Regions from separate parts of the Mus musculus genome. Here region 1 is linked to region 2. Evidence: chromatin loops called from intact Hi-C (ENCODE). Cell type or tissue: left cerebral cortex. All regions are shown on one strand. Links, peaks and the distances in the headings refer to the core of each region. The heading gives the core; the rest is flanking DNA.

Region 1 (4,386 bases), core at 83-4,082, 1.9 Mb before region 2:
GCTATAATGTTAACTAAATGCAGACTTTTAAAATGAAAGAAAATGTGGAATAATAGCAGGTTGAAATAAAATATAGTGTTAAGTGTGGTGATAGATTAAATGCCCATGGTCAGCTCTTGTCCTTGGTATGACTGTATTTGGAGACAGGATCTTCACAGGCGGGAGCTGCAGGTAAGTGGCTGACCACCTTCCTAGTGACTTGCCTTCAGTCCATTTCCATTAAGAATGGTCCTAAGAGTGGGGTGCTTACCAGAGAGACACCAGACTGAAAAGGTCAAGGGCACGGACATGAAGGTAGACACCTGCCAAATCCCAGAGAGAGCCCTCAGGAGAAGCCATATCTGCTCATGCCTTGATCTTGAACTTTAAGAAAATATCTGTCTCTGTTTCATATGCAACCTTGTCATTCTAATAATATTTTAATAATATCTTTGGTTATAAATAAGCACTGGAAAATGCCAAAAAATAGGGGACAGAAATCTAAAACTAAAAAACATGTCTTTAATGTTTTCAGGTATTTTAGAATGATTTAATTTGATTTTGTGTAGTTTTTGTTTCTGACAGCTCTGACCAGACTCTCCCTCTATGTGCTCCAGTCTCGTCTGTCTTGCCTCCTCTCCTTCAGTCACACACGAATGACTCTTGAGAAGTTAATATAACTCTTTCAACGTTACTAGGAAAAAAAAATAGTAACATTACAGTAACTCACTGGTCACAGCATTTTCAGTCTGGATGAAAAACACCCAAGGCTTATGATTCTGTTTGTGGCCACAAGATGGCAGAAAAGAGCAGCACATTTCACAACACTGCAAAACTAGATTATTCTTTAGCCCTCCACCTGTCCTGCTTTAACTGCACACTGAAGTGGTTTTCATACAGAGGGACTGCGATGGTGACCTACAAAATATGATTTACAGAAGAGAGGTCACGAGGTAACGGAGAACGCTAATATCATGAAACATCAAAAATGATTTTTGAACTATCGGAATTATGGAGAGTTGCAGAACCTGGATGGTGCATGGAAGTCCCACTAATATTGGGGGGCTACCCCACGCTTTTAATTCACCTCCAACTCAGCGGTCATGCTGGGGCCCACTGGCTTTAAATGCAGTTTTGACGCTTGCAGCTGGACTTAGGACCATGGACATTCAAATCAGTCTTGAAGATGGCTTCTCTGAAGCATACTTTCTCGTGAATTTACACTCAGGTTCCATTTTCGCTTGTACGATAAATACCCACAACCACGCAGGACAACTGGCCTGTGCTTACGCAGCATACTTTTCAGTTAGGAGGAATGAAAGGTTGGTTGGTTGGGGTGTGAATACCAGTTAATGCTTAATTTAAAGCTTCAGGATACAGTGCACACTCGTAAATAAAAACTACAGGCTGCTGCGAATTATATTTCAACTGACCGGAGAGGCAAAGCCTGACTGTCCATTAACCCTTAACTTCCAAACGCAAACTGCTTACTGCATCTTTTGGCATTTTACCTTATGCCTTGTTAGGTCCAAGGCAAGAGAAGCGTCATCAATAACCACGCATGTGCAACAGCTTTTCCAGAGGAAAGTGTGGGTGGCTCTTAAAAGAGCCTTTGAGTTAGGAGTGTGAGTTAAACGAGCTCACTTGGAGCTGGTGTACTTGGTGACTGCCTTGGTGCCCTCCGACACCGCGTGCTTGGCCAGCTCCCCGGGCAGCAGCAGGCGCACGGCCGTCTGGATCTCCCGGGACGTGATGGTCGAGCGCTTGTTGTAATGCGCCAGGCGGGAAGCCTCGCTCGCGATGCGCTCGAAGATGTCGTTCACGAACGAGTTCATGATGCCCATGGCCTTGGAGGAGATGCCGGTGTCGGGGTGCACTTGCTTCAGCACCTTGTACACGTACACCGAGTAGCTCTCCTTGCGGCTGCGCTTGCGCTTCTTGCCGTCCTTCTTCTGGGCCTTGGTGACGGCCTTCTTGGAGCCCTTCTTCGGGGCGGGAGCGGACTTGGCGGGCTCAGGCATACTGAGAGGATGAAGTGAACTAAGTTGAAAAAGGATAACTAAAAGTTAATGACTGTTCTGGCTGCATTTTAAACAAACTTACGGCTATGCCGAACCTGAATCACCATACGTCATGTACTAACAGTCCAATCAAAACAAGGGATTTTCAAAACCAGGGCGCCATTGGTAACCAATGTGTAACCAATGAAATCTCTCCGTTTTCGCGTCCAGCCTTGACTATATATACTATGCGTATACCGTTTTTGCTTCTTACTGCGGTGGTTATCTACAGCTGAGTTATGTCTGGACGCGGCAAGCAGGGCGGCAAGGCTCGCGCCAAGGCCAAGACTCGCTCCTCCCGGGCCGGCCTGCAGTTCCCCGTGGGCCGCGTGCACCGGCTGCTCCGCAAGGGCAACTACTCGGAGCGCGTGGGCGCCGGCGCCCCGGTGTACCTGGCGGCCGTGCTGGAGTACCTGACGGCCGAGATCCTGGAGCTGGCGGGCAACGCGGCCCGCGACAACAAGAAGACGCGCATCATCCCGCGCCACCTGCAGCTGGCCATCCGCAACGACGAGGAGCTCAACAAGCTGCTGGGCCGCGTGACCATCGCGCAGGGCGGCGTCCTGCCCAACATCCAGGCCGTGCTGCTGCCCAAGAAGACCGAGAGCCACCACAAGGCCAAGGGGAAGTGAAACCAAACATTACGAATCACCAAAGGCTCTTTTCAGAGCCACTCACTTTCTCCAAAGAGACCTAAACACTACTGGGATAGTGCATTGTGGGAAATACGTGTATTACCTCTCCTAGTTTTCCCTGGCTTGTGGTTAGTTCAACCCCCTAACCTTAGCTAAGAGTATATTGGTTTTTGGAAGGCAGGCACCCAACCTCGGACCTAGTACATAAAACAGACACATCTTGAACTCCAGGCCAGCCTACTCTGCAGGACGAGTTCCAGGACAGACCGGACTGCACAAAGAATTGTCTTGAAATGTTCCTTTATCAGCACATATGCTGATAAACAACTAATCACTGTACAATCAATCCTCACTTGAATCCTGTTTATGTGCATGATTGACAAGTCCTGCCATTTGGCAAAGTCAAAATCAGCAAAGGATGTTAAAGCATTTGGTGGTATCACAGCTAAAAACATTTCCCCTAGACACCCTCCCCCCTACACACACACCTCGTTCGGCAAATTGAATTCCAGGGGGTCAATGTTCTTAGAGCCTCTTTTTAAAGTCACTACCTACCTTTTACACATCTTTTCATTTAATCTGAAGTAGGAAAAAGAAAGTAAGAAAAGTGCTTTTAATAAAAATTACATTGATTTAAACGAACCTGCGGCGGGATTTTCTTTTCAATGAGGAAATTGCACACTTGGTTAAACCATGTTCAGACTGCGAAAACAAAAGGACTCACCAGCCAATTAAGTTGATCTGGCAGCCATTTTGACCAATCAGAACTCGGCCGTCTGTATAAATTTTGGTGGTTGAAGCTTTCCCTCCATCACTTTGCTTTGGAAGCTCGGGTGTTACCATGGCTCGTACTAAGCAGACCGCTCGCAAGTCCACCGGCGGCAAGGCCCCGCGCAAGCAGCTGGCCACCAAGGCCGCCCGCAAGAGCGCCCCGGCCACCGGCGGCGTGAAGAAGCCTCACCGCTACCGTCCCGGCACCGTGGCGCTGCGCGAGATCCGGCGCTACCAGAAGTCGACCGAGCTGCTGATCCGCAAGCTGCCGTTCCAGCGCCTGGTGCGCGAGATCGCGCAGGACTTCAAGACCGACCTGCGCTTCCAGAGCTCGGCCGTCATGGCTCTGCAGGAGGCCTGTGAGGCCTACCTCGTGGGTCTGTTTGAGGACACCAACCTGTGCGCCATCCACGCCAAGCGTGTCACCATCATGCCCAAGGACATCCAGCTGGCCCGCCGCATCCGCGGGGAGAGGGCTTAAAGTTCGTCTTTCTGTGTTTTTCAAAGGCTCTTTTCAGAGCCACCCAAACCTACACAAAGGTGCTGTTGACTTATAGGCCAATTGGAGTTTTTTCTTGGAACGGTAGCCAGGTTCTAACAGTTTTTCTTAGCTGAGGGATGCTCTTTAGAGTGTCTTAAGTTGGTGAGTATTCTGCAAAATCCAATATACTTAAACTGAACATTACCTCTAATTTCCCCAAATGCACTTACTGTTCGGTTTCTTGAAGGATTTTTAATTATTTTGCCAGCAATATAAGGCCGGCGGAGTCAATTATAGGCACTTAAATTCATGGTTTCCTATGTCTTATACATGGAATTGCTGGAAGCATTTTAACTGCTCAGCTATCCAGTCCCAAGAGAACCTGAGTTAGTTTTGTATACCAGAAGTCCCCTGGTTAAATGGTTGGATGGGTGGAGAAACATGAAGAAAACCATAGGGA
Region 2 (4,386 bases), core at 242-4,241:
AAGAAAAGTGTAATTCTAGTATTAACATCAGTAAATTTTGAACCTGTGAGAATACATTATAAAACTGCATTTTAAATTTTAATAAGTCTCAATGAAGGTTATGCTTTGATCTAAGCCAAGTGAGGATCCAAAGTTGCTTTCAGATGTTCTAAGCTGCTCTCTCCTTGATGCTTCCTTTAGTTTCAAGGCAATTGATTGCAGTTATATCTTTTGCTTAGTCACTACCCTGTGTTCCAGTTTCCTCTTCTACTGTTAAATGTTCAAGCAATTGCATATTAGATGAGATCTGTGACAATATCCTAAAGTCTGGAATAAGTTGTATTGCTTAAATTTCTCATAGTAGATGAAAACATGCTCTTTTGTTTGGACAGTCTACCAGTTCATCCAGGTATGGCAATTCCTATCCAGCATCATGAATCACAATGTAGATTCCGACAGCTAACTTCTCAAAGAGAAAGCAAATAGGAACACGTTTCTTGATAAGTTTCAGAAACTTCTACTTCTATAAAGCTAATACACTAGAAGCTTAATTCAAAAAAATACTGTAGGAAAACCTCAAGTTGGCACAATCCAGTAGTTAGTGCCAGTTTCTGGGGGAGAGGCCAGATTCTGAAGTTAAGGTCATACTAGCTACATGAGGCTAATATATTTGTGCATGTGTGTATAATCCAACTGACATGAACCCACAAAAAGGTTAGAAATTAACCACTTCATATTTCACTTACAAGATTTTTTACAAATTGGGGGAAAAGGTGATGTCTAGACTACTTAGGAATCTCAAAGCATGCCATATGCTATTCACTATAGTTGGAAACAATAAAATTCTTCACATTTACTGAAAGAGTAGTAAACTCAGTGCTCCAAGGTATGCTAATCATAAAACAGATATCAAGATTCCTTCCTCCACCCACGTGCTTTCTGGGTTCAAAGAGTGTTCATTCAAAGAAAGTCACCCTGACCCACCCTGACCATTGCTGGAACCCACTATGCAAAGGTGCTATTGCTAGGGGCTCTTAGATTGTTAGGGGCTCTTAGAAACTGTGACTTTGTACTTCTTTGTGACTCTTAACTGGTATTTTTGGTATTTTCTAACAACGCCCTCCCCACCTCCTTGAGTTGTGGTTCCTTCCTTTGAATACCCCCTTACTCAGCTACTCGGGGCGCCACGGTCCTCTACCCCTGGGTGGTGTATGACCGTGGGCCCGAGACTGCTCTTGAATAAAAATCCTCTTGCAATTTGCAGCAAGACCGTTTCTCGTTGATTTTGGGGTGTCGCCTCTCCTGAGTCAGAAGGTGGTGGAGTCCTCACGTTGTGGGTCTTTCATTACGCCAATGAATTTACAGGCACGTCTTTTTTTTTTTCTACACAGAACATAAAAGTAACAACTGTTACTAAGTATCAACATCCAATGTTACAATTTTTCTTGGAGGATTAAACAGTATTCGGTGTCTGGCAACAGCTCCCTTTTTGAAAGGGTAGGTGGCTCTGAAAAGAGCCTTTGGGTTAGGAGTGTGTGTTAAAGGAACTCACTTGGAGCTGGTGTACTTGGTGACAGCCTTGGTGCCCTCCGACACGGCGTGCTTGGCCAGCTCCCCGGGCAGCAGCAGGCGCACGGCCGTCTGGATCTCCCGGGACGTGATGGTCGAGCGCTTGTTGTAATGCGCCAGGCGGGAAGCCTCGCTCGCGATGCGCTCGAAGATGTCGTTCACAAACGAGTTCATGATGCCCATGGCCTTGGAGGAGATGCCGGTGTCGGGGTGCACTTGCTTCAGCACCTTGTACACGTACACCGAGTAGCTCTCCTTGCGGCTGCGCTTGCGCTTCTTGCCGTCCTTCTTCTGGGCCTTGGTCACGGCCTTCTTGGAGCCCTTCTTCGGGGCGGGAGCGGACTTAGCAGGCTCAGGCATGGTTGGTGAGAATTTCTGGAACTTTCACGGAGGCAACTGGTCTTGTCTAGTTGATGAGGTCTTATTCAAATGAGGGATGTGAAAGGGCACCTTTGATTGGTTTATGACGGATGGCATACGAAGTCTTGCCCAATCAACGTGCGCCCCGAATGCTTCTCATTGGTCTAGGAAAAAAGACGTCAGCCAATGGCATAGGTCCTTTTTCGCGCCCAGCGAATAATATAAAGGCTACGTTCTTGTTTCAAAACCATTAGTTCTTAGTAACTGCTTAATCTGTACAATGTCTGGACGCGGCAAACAGGGTGGCAAGGCTCGCGCCAAGGCCAAGACCCGCTCCTCCCGGGCCGGCCTGCAGTTCCCCGTGGGCCGCGTGCACCGGCTGCTCCGCAAGGGCAACTACTCGGAGCGCGTGGGCGCCGGCGCCCCGGTGTACCTGGCGGCCGTGCTGGAGTACCTGACGGCCGAGATCCTGGAGCTGGCGGGCAACGCGGCCCGCGACAACAAGAAGACGCGCATCATCCCGCGCCACCTGCAGCTGGCCATCCGCAACGACGAGGAGCTCAACAAGCTGCTGGGCCGCGTGACCATCGCGCAGGGCGGCGTCCTGCCCAACATCCAGGCCGTGCTGCTGCCCAAGAAGACCGAGAGCCACCACAAGGCCAAGGGGAAATAAGATTGGTCTTCTGAACTTGTATAAAAACAAAGGCTCTTTTCAGAGCCATCCACTTCGTCATTTAAAAGAGCCATTTGCTGCATTTTCCAATGAAATATTAACCGTGATGTAATCACTGTCATTTGTCTTATCTTACAATATGAAATTTTCACTAGTATACCAAATAAGATTTTAATTACCAAGCATCATTTGTTAGGATTCTTATAATTATTTTTATTACATGTTTCCTGATTGTTCTCACCTTTAGTATTTGGCCTTTTTTTTTAAATTAGGACAAACTGGAATTTCGTTAAGTATATTTGTTATGAGTAGTACAAAAGTGGCTTCATAGTGTTCTGCCTTGTCACTCCAACTGAAAATTGTAGCAGTAGCCTTTTTTTCCTTTGCCCTTCTATACAAAATATACACTTACTGTTTTTAGGAAAAAGTTCTCATTTATCTAGGTAAAACGCGTGTTTAAAATTACTCCTTTACTGATTATGTTAATACTGTAATCAAACAGCTTCCTTAGTGAAAAAAGACTCAAAAGTTTAAGTTTTGATTTTTCACGTGTATCTTCAATCTTCATGTAGAGGAAACAATGACAACATCTAGTTCAACAATTGTCTATAGCCAGGCGCGGTTCGTTTTGGGGTCACAATTTTATAACAGTACACAAACGGCATGTTATATAATTAAGTATAGATTGGATAGAACTTTGTTTTGTGAAAGATAAAAGAACAATATAAGCATATAAAGTATAAAAACAGATCAAGAAACAAAATATTAAAATAAATGGGGAGTGGCCTGGAGAGATATTAGCAAATCTACCAATAAGGTCGCTGTGGTAATGTATTGTTTCGTCCAATCAGAACGAGGCTCTTTCGCTTTATATATATGTACTCCGGCCACAGTTCATTACCGTTCTCATTCCCTGAGACTTCTCTCTTTTTCTTATCATGGCTCGTACTAAGCAGACCGCTCGCAAGTCCACCGGCGGCAAGGCCCCGCGCAAGCAGCTGGCCACCAAGGCCGCCCGCAAGAGCGCCCCGGCCACCGGCGGCGTGAAGAAGCCTCACCGCTACCGTCCCGGCACCGTGGCGCTGCGCGAGATCCGGCGCTACCAGAAGTCGACCGAGCTGCTGATCCGCAAGCTGCCGTTCCAGCGCCTGGTGCGCGAGATCGCGCAGGACTTCAAGACCGACCTGCGCTTCCAGAGCTCGGCCGTCATGGCTCTGCAGGAGGCGAGCGAGGCCTACCTCGTGGGTCTGTTTGAGGACACCAACCTGTGTGCCATCCACGCCAAGCGTGTCACCATCATGCCCAAGGACATCCAGCTGGCCCGTCGCATTCGTGGGGAGAGGGCGTAAATTAGGGTAGTGAGTGAATTTGGACCCCAAAGGCTCTTTTCAGAGCCACCCCCGTTTTCTATAAAAGGCTGTATATCGATAAGCTTTTACAAACCCCACTCAGCAACTCCATTACTTGGTATTATATTGTCTGTAATATCCTTTAACGCCTGTACTGGTTTAGATTTTTTAACACTTTTCCAAATATTTGCTATCCACAGTTTTTAGTGTTGCTGGTTTTTGCTTACTTAACACTGGCTACATCTTTTTCTTTAATTACCTTCAGTTGTTACTTAGCTTTTGCCTTTTGTGGAGGCTATGGCGCAAATGTCGGAATCCTGCCTTTGCTTATGAACCTATTAGAAGAAATTCTTTAGAACCGCTTAGGAGAACCCTGCTTAGAACCTTGAACCTGATGAAACTTGTAATTGCTAGTTCTGCTTCCTTTGATCATGGCTAAAATACATGCCATGTCTC

Evidence for each region. A loop is a pair of places that touch in the nucleus more often than their neighbours do. Peaks named below come from ENCODE experiments on the same cell type or tissue, not always from the same donor. Only the 100,000 strongest peaks of a DNase experiment are listed, where the experiment ranks them.
Region 1: a loop joins it to region 2, with 13 times the contacts of the local background. A loop is called at or near these places in 11 of 42 quality-filtered maps.

Annotation. Positions count from the first base shown.
Region 1 is chr13:21,714,144-21,718,529 of GRCm38, forward strand. H2bc13 (H2B clustered histone 13) reads right to left here and starts at 2,040. Exons shown (of 1, transcript NM_178199.3): 1 at 1,568-2,040. The coding sequence starts at 2,000. The coding sequence ends at 1,620. It overlaps H2ac13 (H2A clustered histone 13), which reads left to right and starts at 2,269. Exons shown (of 1, transcript NM_178182.2): 1 at 2,269-2,716. The coding sequence starts at 2,279. The coding sequence ends at 2,671. H3c10 (H3 clustered histone 10) reads left to right here and starts at 3,485. Exons shown (of 1, transcript NM_178206.2): 1 at 3,485-3,972. The coding sequence starts at 3,516. The coding sequence ends at 3,926. In left cerebral cortex, for the core only: CTCF peaks have their summits at 771 (motif pointing right) and 2,328; DNase peaks (open chromatin) are centred at 230, 781, 1,604, 2,167 and 2 more places; H3K4me3 peaks cover 3,054 bases; H3K27ac peaks cover 2,175 bases.
Region 2 is chr13:23,572,283-23,576,668 of GRCm38, forward strand. H2bc7 (H2B clustered histone 7) reads right to left here and starts at 1,925. Exons shown (of 1, transcript NM_178195.3): 1 at 1,478-1,925. The coding sequence starts at 1,908. The coding sequence ends at 1,528. It overlaps H2ac7 (H2A clustered histone 7), which reads left to right and starts at 2,099. Exons shown (of 1, transcript NM_178188.4): 1 at 2,099-2,633. The coding sequence starts at 2,189. The coding sequence ends at 2,581. It overlaps H3c4 (H3 clustered histone 4), which reads left to right and starts at 3,481. Exons shown (of 1, transcript NM_178204.2): 1 at 3,481-3,984. The coding sequence starts at 3,520. The coding sequence ends at 3,930. In left cerebral cortex, for the core only: no CTCF peak of the experiment used is centred there; DNase peaks (open chromatin) are centred at 2,047 and 3,455; H3K4me3 peaks cover 3,459 bases; H3K27ac peaks cover 2,669 bases.